Linked DNA regions of Mus musculus: region 2 is linked to region 1. A link is a loop called in an ENCODE intact Hi-C map of the cell type or tissue named here. Cell type or tissue: heart. All regions are shown on one strand.

Region 1 (8,000 bases):
AAACACTGAGAAATCTCCCTAGTTCAACCTTGAATTTCTGACCCTCTAAACCTCCACCACCAGAGTTCTGGGAAGACAGGCATGCACTTTACACAGTGCTGGGAATTGAACCCACGACTTTCATGCCTATCGGGCAAACACTCTTTATTTTTGGTTTTTCGAGACAGGGTTTCTCTGTGTAGTCCTGGCTGTCCTGGAACTCACTCTGTAGACTAGGCTGGCCTCGAACTCAGAAATCCACCTGCCTCTACCTCCCAAGTGCTGGGATTAAAGGCGTGCACCACCACGCCGGGGTGGGCAAACACTCTTATCGACTGGTTTACATCCCTAGCTCCGGCTATTGCCCGTTTGAAAAATAAAAAAAAATTTTTAAGGATTTTTCTTTAAAATCTTGTATTTAAAGTAGTTCGGTGATCATCTTATCCTGAGAATGAGCTCACAAGTAAGGCAATTTGGGGACAGTGAGAATAAAAAAAAACAAAAACAAAAACAAAAAAACCCTTGCAAATGCATATTCAGTTTTACAAACGAGAAAGCAAGAGTTCCTCAGTGAACCGATTTCCAAGATATGTCTTCTGCAGTGATTCGAGAGCGTCGGACACTCGGCCCCTTCTCAGCATCCCGAGCACGATCCCTAACCTCTGCCCCAGTTCTTTCAACAGGTCCTTAGGGTACCAAACCGTGGCTCCACACGGTCACAGCGTGTGTGGAGGGGACTTGTAGTAGCGACGTACCGGAAGTGTTCGTGGAAGTGACCGAAGTCAACTCACGACTGATTGGCTCTTCGGAATAGTCCTTCGCCTCCTTTTGCTTGCCACTGGTTGCTCGTTTTGTCTATTTGAACAATCCCCGCCCTCGAGAAGCCGGTCCCGAAGCTCCAATTCTTCATGATTATTGGTGGATGTTCCTCCCCATCTTCGAGCTCGGCCCGCTGATTGGTTGTAGCGCTTACGAGCCCGCCCTCCCCACCTCCCTGGCCTAGAAGACAGCGGGGAAGGCGGGTGTTGAGGCTGGGGGCCTGAAGCGGCGGTACCGGCTCCGGCGGCGGCAGCTGAGGCGGTGGCCGAAGCCGCGCGGTGAGTCTGGGGCCTGGAGTCGGGCGCTTGCGGCTGGCGGGACGGCCAGACTCCCAGCCAGTGTGGGCCGTGCTGGGGGAGGCCCGGGAAGCCGCCTGTCTGAACCGTACAGCGCCCCAGCACCAGCTCCGCGCCCTCGGGGAGACCCCCGCAGGCTGGCGGATCTGCTCCGGGCCTTCCGTGGAGCATTTAGGTCTCCTTCTCGGGCTCAGGACCTGGAACTCCAGACCCACCTACTGACGGTGGAGCCTGTCCCCAGGAGCTCCAGTTTCGGGATCTGCCCCCTACACTTCACCATGGAGACCTGCCAGGAACCCAGACCTCCGCGCCCACGCAGGGTCAGCCTCAGGGTCACGCCCTCCCTTCACGTTTCAACCTTTCAACTCGAATTCCCCTAAGGCATTCTCACAACCTTTGGGATTTGTGACTCAAATAGTTACTTTGAATCCAGCCTGGGGCAGCTGGCTTGTGGGTAAACCTTCAAGTGACTGTCTAATTACTGACGTGATGAGAATAGAAAGTCCAAGTCGGTCTCCTTCCCGCTGCCTCGTGTGCTTACACGCTCAGTAGTGGTTTCTTCCGCTCTAAAACGGCCCAGTTCCTTTTATAGTATTTTATTCCCCCTGTAGTGTAGCGTTTGAAAGCCTTTCAAGACTATTTTACTCCTTATGTTTTGTGTTTATCCCTAACCCCGGCATGACCTTGAATTTCTTGCCTCTCCCTCAGTGCTGGGCTTAAAGATGTGTGGCATCGTGCCTTGGTTATGAGGTGGTGGGGATTGAACAAGGGGTTCTGTGCATGTTAGGCTGTGTCTCACAGATTCTTTCAAAGCCAGAGTGCTTCGGGAATTGTTTTTGTTTTTTAGTATACTCTGGCAGGATAGGTGTATATGTTAGTTACTGCCATGGCATAGTGGGCTAGCCCCTTTTTAATGGCCACTTTATTGGGGTCCCCTGGATGGTAAACTTATTGAGGGAACAAACATCACATAGTTGAAAAATGAGTGATAGTGTTGAGCTCACCATTTGAGTGTGTTGCTATTTCCTATGGTGTGTGTGTGTGTATGTATGTATTTGTTTCTAGAACTGCCTTCCCAACCCAGTGAATGCCTGTTCGTCCTATGAAATGGTGCAGTACTTGTATATAACCTTTTGTATGCTTTAAATCACACCTCCCTTGCTTTTACCTTCAAACACTATGAATGGTTGTTATACTGTACCATACACTATGAATGGTTGTTATACTGTACCATACACTATGAATGGTTGTTATACTGTACCATACACTATGAATGGTTGTTATACTCTACCATGTAGCAAATAATGACAAGAGCACTATTTATTGATGGGGGGTGGGAGGTGCCGTGCATGCAGTGGTGTGCACGTTGATGTCAGGACAAATTATAGGAGTTCTCTCCTTTACCTTGTTGGTCCCAGAGATCGAACTCAGTCATCAGATTTAGCAGCAAGCTCCCTTTCCCACTGAGGCATCCCTCCCACCCACACCCTAGGATATTCTGTCCATCCTTGGTAGACTCTCCAGGTTCAGAATCCATGGATGAGACGAGCTAGCCATGCTAGTACCCTGCACAGCTGCACTATGCCATCCATACAACAGCCTGTAGCCACATGTAGCTGCTGAGGTATGACCGATCCAGATCGGGATAGTTGAATGCGAGATTTTGGAAACTCGGTCTCAAAATGAGTTTTTGAATTATTGGATCGAGTACGCCCTGTGAGTTTCACCTGTTTCATTTAAAATTACATGGAGGGCTGGCAATATCTCAGCACCTAAGAGCACTTGTTGTTCATCCAGTGGACCCCAGTTGTCAGGCCACTCTCAACTGCCTGCAACTCCTGCTCCAGGGACTCCAATGTCCTCTTCTGACCTTTGCAGGCTTCTGCACATATGTGGCATACACTCAGATAGTCATGCATAAATAAAATAAAATAACATAAAATGACTCACGTGACTTGTATTATATTTCTGTTGGGCCAGACTGCTGTAGACTCCATACACTCCTGCAAATGACAGTCTGAGGAAAGGAGAAACCTTAGTTTTAGTTCTCTCTCTTCTGCCCTACTCCTGACTTTAGACCACATCTACAATAGTTATAAAAGCGAAGAAGAGCTGTGTGTTGCACTCCCAGAAACACTTTTAAATGTGTAAATCCTCACCTTATCCCACGAGTTAGGCTCTTCTACTGAGGTGCCATGGAAATTGAGGAGTCTTAAGTGTCCCCCTTAAGGAAGGTGACTTTGCCTCAGGATTTAAGCCCAGGTAGTCTCTGGAGTCCCAAGCCTGGCATAAATGAGTGGAAATCCGTGTTAGGAAGGCCACAGAGGAATTTACTAACAGAGTTTATAGAGTATTGAAGGATGGGGCTGGGGACGGTGTTCCGTCTCGGTAGAATGCTTGCAGCATGCAGAGCCCAGCTTGGAATCTCAGCACCCTTCGACTCCTAGCTTGGTGGTTCCAGGCCGTCAACTGTGGCGTGAGTTCAGGGTCATGCTATGAATAGAAGACTGGCTGAAAAAAATGAAAGAAAAAGATTTTTAAAGGGGCCAGCAAAATGGCTAAGTAGACAAAGGTGCTTGCTGCCAGGGTTGACAGCCTGAGTTTTATCTCTGGGATCCACATAAAGAGACAACTCCTGCAAGTTGTCCTCTCACCTCACATATGCTGTGGTATGTGTGTGTATGTGTGTGTGTACATAAATAAATGTAAGTTTAAAATGTTTTAATTTGAAAAAAAAATGTGTGAAAATAACTTTTATTCACCTGTATTGATTGTCTGTGAGGCTTACTACCTCCATCTGCTAACCTAGGTCTAGTCCTGGGAGCTTCTACCCTCCATACAATATAGTCCAGGCCTAGAATGTTTTCAGCCTCTTGAGACTTGCTGCCGAATAAGTTCACCCTTTCTAGCTCTTTCTGATCTCTAGTTGGCTGGCTCAAGTCAGCTGTTCTGGCTGAAGCTCACCCCTCAGCTGATTGATTCAGTCTGGTTCCTCTCAGCCTCCCCTGAATTGCTCTGCCTGGCCTCAGACTAACTCTAGCAATCTTTTCTAATCTTCGCCTCCCTCCTATTCTTTTTCTCATGCTGTCTTTTCCTGTGTCTAGCTTGTTTTCTCTTCAGTCTGTCTCTGTGAAACTCCCAGTAAAACTGCCTTCTTCTCCCTCTCAGCTGCTCTACTCTCCCTCTCACTATACTGTCTCCATGAACTCTACTGTACCCCCTCACTGTACTGTCTCCCTCCTGTACACTCTCCTTAAAGTAGCTTCCCTTTCCCCTCTCTTCTCATGAGAGTTGGCCATATCCTATTCTTTCAAATCTTTGTCTGATTTGTTACTTTATCTGCCTCTCAATTAGACATCACTTTCAAACATGGGTGCTTCCTTCTACACACTAACTTAACCTTTATTGTTTAGGGTTAAACGTGTATACTAAGGGCATGTCTGTATTCGAGCCAGAGGGATTAAAGGTGTGTACCGAGGGTCGAGCTACACCATAACTAGAAACAGGTTCAAATATCCTGTAACAATATTGAAAGATGTTCTTCCCCAAAGAACCTCAGGGCAAGATGCTTGGGACGGGTCCTGCCGTGGCCACCGCCAGTGCCGCCACATCTAGCAACGTGAGCGTCCTGCAGCAGTTCGCCAGTGGACTGAAGAGCCGGAATGAGGAGACCAGGGCCAAAGCAGCCAAGGAGCTCCAGCACTACGTCACCATGGAGCTTCGAGAGGTTGGTCTCTGGCGCTCTGGGGCCAGGCCTGTGGGTACCGTGCCTGCTGTGCCGCCCCTGGTTTAGATTGCCACTGTAGCTCAGTATTTGAGAGGACACTAGTTTTCATGTCTGTGAAGCGTGTGGGTTCCTTTGCAGAGATTGCACATTTCTGTAATATCGCTTGTGTTTATGGTCTCAAGTCAGCTGTTTATTTTGTATGGTGTTTTTTCTTACCACCAGCCCCTTGGTTCTCTGTCTCTGACAGTGGTTGGGATGGCTCTGAAGAGCTGATAGTCTCAAACTTTCCAAACAGACCACAGTTGAGGGCAGAGACACTAACCTACTCACCTGTGTCCCACTGGTATTATCACGATTTTAAGACAAGCTGATCTCTGCTATCGTAGAGAATCAGTAAGCAGTTGTTAAATAAACAGGAGTCATGTGATCAGTTGCTCTTCGCTTTAAAGCTGTGGAAATGGGCATGAGCCTTGTCTTTGGTTTGAACTGTGCCTGCCACCTCTCCATCTGAATCTCAAGTTGCCAGCTCGCTACTGCCTTACCAGTGGTGCAAATACACAAATCTGTTCTGTGCACATCTTCCTTGCAGATGAGTCAGGAGGAGTCTACTCGCTTCTATGACCAGCTGAACCATCACATTTTTGAACTGGTTTCCAGCTCAGATGCCAATGAGAGGAAGGGTGGCATCTTGGCCATCGGTAAGGACAGCCTCTGGTAGCAACAACTGTTAGGGACACTGGACAACTCAACTTGGTGCTCACTGTACTCTGTCTGCACTTGCTAAAGGAGTAGTGGTATCTACTTCATCTGTAGTTTAAAAGAATTTTAAGGCACCCGTAGACAGGCTGCACATAGACGAGTGCTAATTCTAGCAAAAGTCCTGGGACTCGGGCAAAACTCACTGACAGCTGAGTCTCAGAACTGGTGACTTCTGTGGCCAGTTTGCCAAGGGTGAGACTAAAAGCCAGCTTTTCATTCTTCTGCCCTAGGTGGCCCTGGTGGGTCTGACCACAGTAGAGCAGGATTTGGCACAGTGGGGCTCATAGATACACAAGTAGAAATGCGTGCTATTTGCCCAAGAGCTGGCCACAAGTACTGTGAATTGTCACTCAGTCTTAAGAATGAGATACACAGATGTGTTAAGATGAGGTCATTTTGATTTACGTACATAGTTCCAGAACAAAAATCCAAACTGCTGGTTCAAATGAAAAACTGCTGTCTTCCATATAGAAATATACTGAGAGCGGAGTAAGGTCTCTCCCAGGGTTCAGCATATGCATTCCAGAACACACCACCCACATGGTCATCTTTGCTTTCTTTTCTAGCCAGCCTCATAGGAGTGGAAGGTGGGAATTCCACCAGAATTGGCAGATTTGCCAACTACCTTCGAAACCTCCTCCCCTCAAGCGATCCAGTTGTCATGGAAATGGCGTCCAAGGCCATTGGCCGCCTGGCGATGGCAGGGGACACTTTCACTGCTGAATATGTGGAGTTTGAAGTGAAGCGAGCCTTGGAGTGGCTGGGTGCTGACCGAAATGAGGGCCGGAGACATGCCGCTGTGAGTTCCCAGGGACTGAGCCCTGCCAGGGCTGGGGGCAGAGGAGCCCCGTTGTGTGTGTTGCTCCCTTCCGCAGCTTGTCCTGGGAAAAGGATTCCAGGCTGTGAGGTGGAGGCAAGCAGGGGTGCCTCAGGATGGCGGCGTTCCCAGCTTGGTTTCAAGGAAGGAGCAAGCACAAGCATCAACCCTGGCTGATGGCTTTGTCAGTCACAACTTTGTAGCGTGGCTGCCTTAACTAAAGACACTAGCGTTCTCTAAAACGAAAGTAGTAACAAAATTGAACATCATGTTTTCATCCAGTAACTGTTTATTGACTGTCCTGGATGGCAGGCATGGTTCTCGGCCTGTTGTCTCGGTGTTGAACAACAACACCGTAGGCGCCAGCATCTGTGCTTGTCCACAGGCGCTCACTGAGCCTGGGGTGCTTGCTCGGTCATCCTTCGCCTCTCCTGGGGCCAGGCTTCGCTTTTCCTTGTGGGAGATGCTCAAGGATGACAGGGGTGTGTCCCGAGAGAGCAAGTCCTTGTAGGAGTAAGAGTTGTGTTTGTCCTTCTCTCCCAGGTCCTCGTTCTCCGTGAGCTGGCCATCAGTGTCCCCACCTTCTTCTTCCAGCAAGTTCAGCCCTTCTTTGACAACATTTTTGTGGCTGTGTGGGACCCCAAGCAGGCCATCCGGGAAGGCGCTGTAGCGGCCCTTCGTGCCTGTCTGATTCTCACCACGCAGCGGGAACCAAAGGAAATGCAGAAGCCTCAGTGGTACCGGGTGAGAGATGGGTCCACGCAGCCACTAGCGAAGCACTTTGGCCTGGAGAGCTGCAGCTGGCCATAGAGCAGGCCTTACATCTGTTTGAGCTTGGCACGGCTCTCTCCTGCTCACTGTGATTCTGTTGTTACTATATTGTGTTTTCTTAGGACAGATGTAGTGGTAGTCACACTATTATTTTATGCATCTCTATCAATAAAAATGTATCAATTAGACTATAATTAGAGGCCTCTGACTATGGTGGGACACCCCTATAATCCCAGCATTTGGGAGGCTGTAGCAAGAAGATAAGAATTTGGGCAGGATCATGAATTTGAGATTCTTCTGTCTCTATCTCCTTAGTGCTGAGATTATAGGAACATACCACCATGTCCAGTTCTATGCCCTGCTGGGTCTTGAACCCAGAGCTTTGTGCGTGTTAGGTAAACATGCCAACTGAACTACATGCCCAGCCCCTGAACCATGTCTTTTAAAGATTGATAATTGGCCATAAGTAGTGGCTGATACATTTAATCCCAGCACTTGGGAATCAGACAGTTAGGTCTCTGAGGTGAAGGCCATCTGGGTACACATAGTGAGACCCTGTATCTAAAACAAAAGCAAATTATGTTTGATAATTGCAGTTTTGGCTAGCAGTGCCCACATCATCATCACTTCAAAATATTACAACCAAGATTAAGTTCTGTAATCAAGCATACGAACAAACAAATGAAAGAATGCTGAGTCAATCTGGACTACCTGATGAAACACTGTTTCAAACACAACCCGAGTGAGAGCTGATATTTATCATTACCTTCTCATCAGCCAGCAGTTGTCCAAAGACAGGAGTCTGGGGATTGCTGACTCAGTAAACCTGGTT
Region 2 (8,000 bases), 140 kb after region 1:
AAAGAAACCATTTCAAAGAAAGGAAGACAGGAAGAGAGAAAGAGAGAGGGAGGAAGGGAGAGAGGGAGAGAGAGAGAGAAAGAGAGAGAGGAGATGGTGACACACACCTTTAATACAGGCACTCCAGAGGCAGAGGCAAACAGATCTCAAGACCAGCCTGATCTACAGAGTTCCAGGGCAGCAAGGGCTACACAGAGGAACCCTGTCTCTAAATAAGTAAACAGACAAATCAAAAAGCTTGGTTGGGTGGAGATTACAAAGGTAAGCAGTTAGCTTTCATTGAGAGTGGCTGAGGGAGCGGAGAACTCAAGAAGTGGCCACTGGGCAGTGCTCAGAAGTGGAAGGGAGGAAGAAGCCAGATCAGATGGATGTAATCTTAGCCCTCAGGAGGAGGAGGCAGGAAGACCGTGAGTTGTAGGGCGAACCTGGTCTACACAGGGAAACCCTGATGAATCGACTCCTCATTCCTTATCCCACCAATTTCCCACGAGTCACATTTACTTGTGGAAGTGGGAAACAAAGACTGTAAGGTTTTGGTTTGCTTTTTATTACTGTGATAAACACAGTGAGCAAAAGCGAGCTGGGGAGGAAAGGGTTTATTTGGCTTCTGTACATCTCAATCCCAGTCCATTGCTAAGAGAAGCCAGGGCAGGAACTGAAGCAGAGGCCATAGAGGAACGCGCTCACGGGTTTGGTTTGCTCCCCATCGCTTGTTCAGCCTCTTTTACCACCTGCCCAGGGGTGGGACCACACCCAGAGGGCTGCACTCACCCTTGGCAGTTAAGGAAATGCTCCACAGGCCAATCTGGTAGAGGTGTGCTCTCATTTGAGGTTCCTGCTCACCAGATAGCTTCAGCCATGTCAACGATAGAGCTAACCATTCTGACAGTAACGTTTTTAATTTTTCCTTTCTCAGAAAAGGCAGGCACGGGGAGGGAGGGACACCTGAGCAGCTCAGAGACAGCTGTAGCTCAGGCCACTGGGCCTGAGGGTCAGGGTAATCACTTGATCAGACCGAGGAGGACCCAACTGGAGGATGACAGTAGGTATAAACGCTGGTGTGCTGGAGAAGAGAGACCTAGTGGCCTGTGGGGGTCTGTGGTCAGGAGAGTGCTGTAAGGACCCTATGCTCACAGGGACACCTCAAGCAGCTTGCCAGAAGCGTTTTAATGTGCCATATGAAAATTGGCATAGGGCTGGTGAGATGGCTCAGTGGGTAAGAGCACCCGACTGCTCTTCCGAAGGTCTGAAGTTCGGATCCCAGCAACCACATGGTGGCTCACAACCATCTGTAACAAGATCTGACGCCCTCTTCTGGAGTGTCTGAAGACAGCTACAGTGTACTTACATTAAATAAATAAATCTTTAAAAAAAAAAAAGAAAAAGAAAATTGGCATAATTGTCAAATATGCTCCCATTCAGCCACAGCTGTTTCCTGACACACGCCTTTAACCTTACCTAGCATTTAGGAGGAAGAAGCTGGCAGGTCTTTTGAGTTCTTTTTTTGTTTGTTTGTTTGTTTTTTTCGAGACAGGGTTTCTCTGTATAACCCTGGCTGTCTTGGAACTCACTCTGTAGGCCAAGCTGGCCTCAAACTTAGAAATCCCCCTGCCTCTGCCTCCCACGTGCTGGAATTAAAGGTGTGTGCCACCACAGCCCAGCTGAGTTCTTTAAAAAAAAAAGGCTAAGACTGGAGAGATGGCTTAGCAGTTAAGAGGGCAGGTTTTTCTTCCAGAGGATCTGGGTTCAGTTCCCAGCACCTACATGGCAGCTCGCACCGGTCTGTAACTCCTGTTCTAAGGTATCTGACTACCCTCACACATGCGGGCAGAACACCAGTGCACATTTAAAAAAAGAGAAGACTCTCCAGTGTTGACTGCCTGGCCGGTCTGTACAGTGACAGCCACCGTGTGGCAGCCCCTTGGCCAGCAGCCACCGTTCACTGACAGGCTCAGCTTGTCACTGTCCCAGCCTTCCTTCCCTTGTGCACATCAGCACTCCTGACTTCAGAGACAAATCAGTTTTCTGCCTGGCTTCTGAGTGTCTATATCACTGTGGTTTTCCGTGGACTGGTTAGTGAGACTAAAGGCAAAACCGCAGGCCTTCGTCCAGGTCCCCAGCTGGCTGGCACTTTGGGCCACTGGGCACTCTGGAAGATTTCTGCTTACATGGCTTCATTTAGTTTTGTTTAAGACAAAACCGTTTGGGGAGTTTGCATTCCTAGTTTTTGGTTCGCTTGCTTTAGTTTTTTGTTTGGATTTGGGGGTTGGTTGGCTTTTTAGTTTTTTGGTTTTGTTGTTGTTTTGTTTTGTAGAGAGGGTTGCATTGTGTATCGTTCTGAACTCACTATGTAGACCAGGCTGACCTTGAACTTACAGAGATCCAAACATGCCTCTGCCTCATTAAGTGCTAGAATTAGAGGTATGGACCACCATGCCTGGCTTTACTTGCCGTTTTTCCAGTATCGGAATCTTCCTAAATCTGACAGGTGTGGTCAATTCAGTCTTCCTAGAGGGCACATTCCGGAACAACTTTGCTCCCTCTCTTACTTCCTAGGGGAGGAATGTAATGGATTCAACTCAGCCCGCCCTCAGGGGCTGCCATCTCCAGGAAGCATCCCTAGCCTTCTGGCAAGCTGCGTTCTGGCTCGGGGCCTCTGGCAAATAAACAGCCATCCATAGCCCAGAGGCAGAACTGTGCTGGTTGGTAAGTACGGAGGCTGCTCAGTAGATAGTCTTGAGTCCACAATGTTGGTATTCTGTTTGGACTCCGCCCCCATAGTTACCTGGTAACAGCCAGGTATGCTCCTCCCCACAGTTAGGCCTGGCCCACTATAAAAAGGGCTGCTTTCCGCCCCCCCCCCCCCGCCCTCTTCTCTCTTATTCTTTCCTCTCTCTGCATCTCTGCATTCCCTCTGCCCCCTCCCCTTTTTCCACGTTGGCCTCTATTTCTCTACTCTCTCCCTCTCTCTGCTTCTACTACCCTCTTAACTCCCCTCCCCATGCCCTAAACTGTTCTATACTATACCTTGTAGCTGGTCCCTCAGGGGGAAGGGATGCCTTGGCATGGGCCCGCTGAAGCACCCTCTTCCCCCATCCCTCACCACACCCCCATAAAACATATTCTTATACCTCTTTATCTTTTTTTTTTTTTTTTTTTTTTTTTTTTGGTTTTTCGAGACAGGGTTTCTCTGTGTAGCCCTGGCTGTCCTGGCACTCACTTTGTAGACCAGGCTGGCCTCGAACTCAGAAATCCGCCTGCCTCTGCCTCCCGAGTGCTGGGATTAAAGGCGTGCGCCACCACTCCCGGCTTCTTTTTAAAAAAAAAAAATTTTTTTTTTAGATTTATTTATTATTAAATGTAAGTACACTGCAGCTGTCTTCAGACACACCAGAAGAGGGCATCAGATCTCATTACGGATGGTTGTAAGCCACCATGTGGTTGCTGGGATTTGAACTCAGGACCTTTGGAAGAGCACTCAGTGCTCTTAACTGCTGAGCCATCTCTCCAGCCCCCCTCTTTATCTTTTTATGTACACAACACATGCTGTCCCCGTCAAGTTCGTAAAACTGGACACGAATCTCCATCTGAGCCATTGTGACCCTGGATGCCCTGGTAGCAACTTTGTAGACCTCCCTCCCTCCCTCCGTTTGCGAGCTTGAAGTCAGCCAAGGCAGGGACAGGGCTCCAAGCAACAGCTCATGCCCTTCAGCTGTGCGTTATGACAAGGGGACATGCTCCCACTCCAGGTGGAGGCTGCTGAGTATCAGTCAGAAACCGTCCCTGACACCGTGTCAGGAATAGCTTATTCGTGGTTCGTCTTCCTTCTTTGGCATTCAAACTGTGTATGGAGCAATTAGCATTTAATATTCGGTAATTAGCATGCTTAATGTGATTCTGATAAGTTCCTTGACATTTTCATAAAAACAGCCACGTTCCCTCCCACCCTTCAAGGAGCAAGACCCAGTTTGTAAAAAGAAAAAAAAAGCCGCGCCAGTCTTTTTTGGTTTTGAATATGCATGTGCGGGGCCTCAGCTGGTAAATTTAGAAAGAGCTCCATTCTTATTCTGCAGCCACCCGCTCCTGGCTGACAATCCGGAGCAAAGTAGCCAAATGGCGCGACAATCCTCGCAAGTAAATAAAAGTCCCATGTGCGCCCAGACTAGACACGATCTGCTCAAACCCTACGGGGGTCCAAGGATGGGCCCCAGCCCTCGAACCGCTGCGCCGGCGCGGCCCGCCCCGGAACCCTCCCGCCGCCAGGGCCTCTCCCCACGTGGCCCGGCAGCCGGCCGCACTACCCTGCTGCGGCTGACAGACAGCACGGCCCAACCAATCACTGCTAGTTGCAGCCCGGGGAGCCAATGAACTCCTGGTGAAGCTGCGGGCCGGCCCACGCCGCCATTGGAGAGCCGGGGTCCCGCCCCTCCGTAGGCCCCGCCCCCGAGCGGGTTAGGTTGCGGCGCGGGCAGCGGGCAGAGCTGGTCACGTTGTGCTGGGGGGGGTCCGCGCGCCCTGCAGTCCCGAACCCGCTACGCGCTCCGTCGGCCCGCCCGCCCGCCATGGAGCCTGGCCCCGACGGCCCAGCCGCGCCCGGCCCCGCCGCCATCCGTGAGGGCTGGTTCCGAGAGACCTGCAGCCTGTGGCCCGGCCAGGCCCTGTCGCTGCAAGTGGAGCAGCTGCTTCACCACCGGCGATCGCGGTACCAAGACATCCTCGTCTTCCGCAGGTATGGCCCGCCGCGCGCCGGTGCAGCTGTCAGAAGTTCTGCGCTGGGCCCGGCCCTGCGTCCACGTGTCACTATCGGGACACGTCAGCCGAGGGGACCCCGGGACCCACCCAGCCCCCACACGTGGCTCGCCTGCCACGTGTCACCCCGAATGCCCACCCCTGGACCCCATGGCGGCCACGTGCACGCCCAGGGAGGACAGGGACCTAACCTCCCAGTGTCCCAGGACCCACGTCCCCGACTGTCTCTGCCCGCAGTAAAACCTACGGCAACGTGCTGGTTCTGGATGGCGTCATCCAGTGTACTGAGAGGGATGAGTTCTCCTACCAGGAGATGATCGCCAACCTGCCGCTCTGCAGCCACCCCAACCCGCGGAAGGTACCGCATTGCCCCTGGGTTCAGCCCTGAGCTCGGGGTCCTAGAAAAGCATGTCGGGCTGACACTAGGTGAGGATGTTTGGGGGCAGATGCTACCCAGATGACTGTCAGAAAATGCGGGTCGGTCAGGATGAATAGAGCTCCTGGGAGAGCTGGTCTCCTTAGAAGCCCCGAGAGGGGAACCCAGGCTGCCAGGAAGGACCCCGTGGCACAGAAGCGTTCTGGAGAGTAGAGAATGACTCAGAGTCCTGTAGCTGGGAAGATCAGGTTCTGTGGGAGTGGGCCTGCTCAGTCCTGACTTGTCCTTCCCTGGCCCAGGTGCTGATCATCGGGGGTGGAGATGGGGGCGTCCTACGGGAAGTGGTGAAGCACCCCTCTGTGGAGTCGGTGGTCCAGTGCGAGATTGATGAGGTGGGTGCAGTCCAGGAGGCCTGGATTTGAGTCACCAGAGTCAGCTCTGTCCCATCCTGACTCTGCACCCCGAGGCGCAATGTTCTTACCATCCCTGCCCTGTTTCCTCAGTCTGAAAAGAGGGTTCAGTAGGAAAACCAGATTGTTAAGGCCTGGCACACACCACACCATGGATGTTAACTCTTAGTGCTTTCAGAGCCCAGGCAGAGCCAGAGAGCTCAACAACTTATGGCATCTCCCCTTGAGACCCAGCATGGTTTTAGTGAGCACTTACTGTATGCTGAGTGTTACCCAAGGTGCTGGGTTGATACGGCCATGGACAGGTGAGCCCCTGAGTGTAGAGCTGGTGTTTGGGTTGGAGAAGACACCATAACACAGCATGACATGATGAGGCCAGACAGGGATAAAAGATATGGAGAACACAGGCTGATAGGAAGTGTGCAGCCACGCATGCTTACAGCCCCAGCACTTGGGTAGAAGCAGGACGATCAAGAGTTTGAGGCCAGCGTGAGTTATCTGAGACCATCTCTCAAAAATGCAGAAGCTCAGATGGGACTTGGTCTGCAGGGAGTTGAGGCCTGAAAACCATGAAGAGCTGAGGTGGTGTAGATCTGGGGGAAAGGGTTTTCAAAAGAGAAGACTTGTCCAAAGAAACCCCACCAGGAGTCCCCAGCCTCTAGTCCAGCCCAGCCCTTCCTCTCCCCCCTCTTCAGGATGTCATTGAAGTCTCTAAGAAGTTCCTGCCTGGCATGGCCGTTGGCTTCTCCAGCTCAAAGCTGACTCTCCACGTGGGCGATGGCTTTGAGTTCATGAAACAGAACCAAGATGCCTTTGACGTCATCATCACCGACTCCTCAGACCCCATGGGTGAGCCAGGGCACGCGCGTCCTGCAGCACACAGCAGCCCCAGACTAGAGCCATGTGATGATGGAGGCCTGAGGACGGTGGGGGTCTAGCCTTGGTCCATAGTGACCTCTGCTTCCTCTTTGGCTTCTTCCCTGTGCTTGTTGGCCAGCATCCGGGTGTGCTATGGTGCAGTGGGGGAGGGTTTGAATGCAGGGCCTCCCAGGTGCTAAGGCAGTAGGGGGCCACATCCCACAAACATGGGTCCAGCACCTGCTTTGCCACTGAGCTGCTGTGGGTGACTGTGGCCTGGAGGTCTCAGGCAGGATGGCCATGCTCTACCCCTCTAGGCCCTGCTGAGAGCCTCTTCAAGGAGTCCTATTACCAGCTCATGAAGACAGCACTCAAAGAAGATGGCATCCTGTGCTGCCAGGGTGAGTGCCAGTGGCTGCACCTGGACCTCATCAAGGAGATGAGGCACTTCTGCAAATCTCTCTTCCCCGTGGTGGACTACGCCTACTGTAGCATTCCTACCTATCCCAGCGGCCAGATCGGCTTCATGCTGTGTAGCAAAAACCCGGTGAGCTGGGGGTGACTGCCTGCAGGGTGGGGCGAGGGCAGGCACTAAGAGCCCCATCTTGATGCTCTTTGTCCCTGGTTCCCAGAGCACCAACTTCCGGGAGCCAGTGCAGCAGTTGACACAGGCCCAGGTGGAGCAGATGCAGCTGAAATACTATAACTCGGACATGCACCGTGCCGCCTTCGTACTGCCCGAGTTCACCCGGAAGGTGAGTGGCCTGCCAGGCTCCCTGCTGGGCCTCATCCTGCACAGCTTGCACATCCTCCTGACTGCCTTCATGTCCCACCAGGCCCTCAATGACATAAGCTGAATCCAGGTGCCACTGTGACACCACCCGAGACCTCAATCGGATTGGACCAAGGATCTTCCAAGTTGTCTGGGGACCACCAGTCCTGGACCAGACTCCCAGATGACTCTTGCCCACCAACCAAGTGTTACAGGCCCCACGATGCTGCCTGGCCTGGCCTGGCCTGGCCTGCCCTGCTGGGTGGACTCAGTCTCTGTCTGTCTATCTCTGTGGCGTTCAGCCCCACGCCTATACCAGCTCTGTACAGCACCGCCTATGCCCTGTGACCCAACAAAATACATGTGTATTTATAACAAGCTCAGTCATGACCTCTGACCTTTTCATTTTTGTTCCTACCAGTGGTACTGCCGGATGTTGGGTGTTCTGTGAGCTCTAGGGAGCCTGCTCTAGGGCCCAGTGTAAGGGTCCAGGTAGGGCAGCCTGAAGCTATAGCTTTTCAACTGCCCACGGGCAAGAGTGTTCCTAGCTTATGGATTGAAGCAGGGTGCATCATACTTTCTCAGTGAGGCATTGCTTCTGCTGTGGATATAAACCTGAGTTCAAATCCTTCCCAGGTTTCCAAAGTTACCTGCATGGGCCTGGCCTCTCTCCGAGGTGCTGAACCTGACCCTCCACTGCATCGCAGCCTCTTGCTGGAACCAAGGCTCCGGTTTCTGGAGAGGAGCGAGTTACGGGTCTTCGTGTCTGCTCTCCCCACAATTGCATGTAAGGCTCGCTAGAGCAGGAGTCACCAACCCTTTCCTGCCCTCGCCA

What was found. A loop is a pair of places that touch in the nucleus more often than their neighbours do. Peaks named below come from ENCODE experiments on the same cell type or tissue, not always from the same donor. Only the 100,000 strongest peaks of a DNase experiment are listed, where the experiment ranks them.
Region 2: a loop joins it to region 1, with 2.7 times the contacts of the local background. A loop is called at or near these places in 1 of 42 quality-filtered maps.

What each region holds. Positions count from the first base shown.
Region 1 is chr4:148,447,612-148,455,611 of GRCm38, forward strand. It overlaps Mtor (mechanistic target of rapamycin kinase), which reads left to right and starts at 971. Exons shown (of 58, transcript NM_020009.2): 1 at 971-1,076; 2 at 4,646-4,821; 3 at 5,411-5,519; 4 at 6,147-6,379; 5 at 6,941-7,141. The coding sequence starts at 4,660. In heart, no CTCF peak of the experiment used is centred here; a DNase peak (open chromatin) is centred at 860; H3K4me3 peaks cover 2,111 bases; H3K27ac peaks cover 1,838 bases.
Region 2 is chr4:148,587,058-148,595,057 of GRCm38, forward strand. It overlaps Srm (spermidine synthase), which reads left to right and starts at 4,456. Exons shown (of 7, transcript NM_009272.4): 1 at 4,456-4,729; 2 at 4,987-5,107; 3 at 5,425-5,517; 4 at 6,231-6,384; 5 at 6,711-6,940; 6 at 7,026-7,148; 7 at 7,230-7,562. The coding sequence starts at 4,563. The coding sequence ends at 7,250. It also overlaps a transcript of Masp2 not described here. In heart, CTCF peaks have their summits at 3,384 (motif pointing right) and 4,243; DNase peaks (open chromatin) are centred at 2,686, 4,344, 5,344 and 7,401; H3K4me3 peaks cover 3,026 bases; H3K27ac peaks cover 2,150 bases.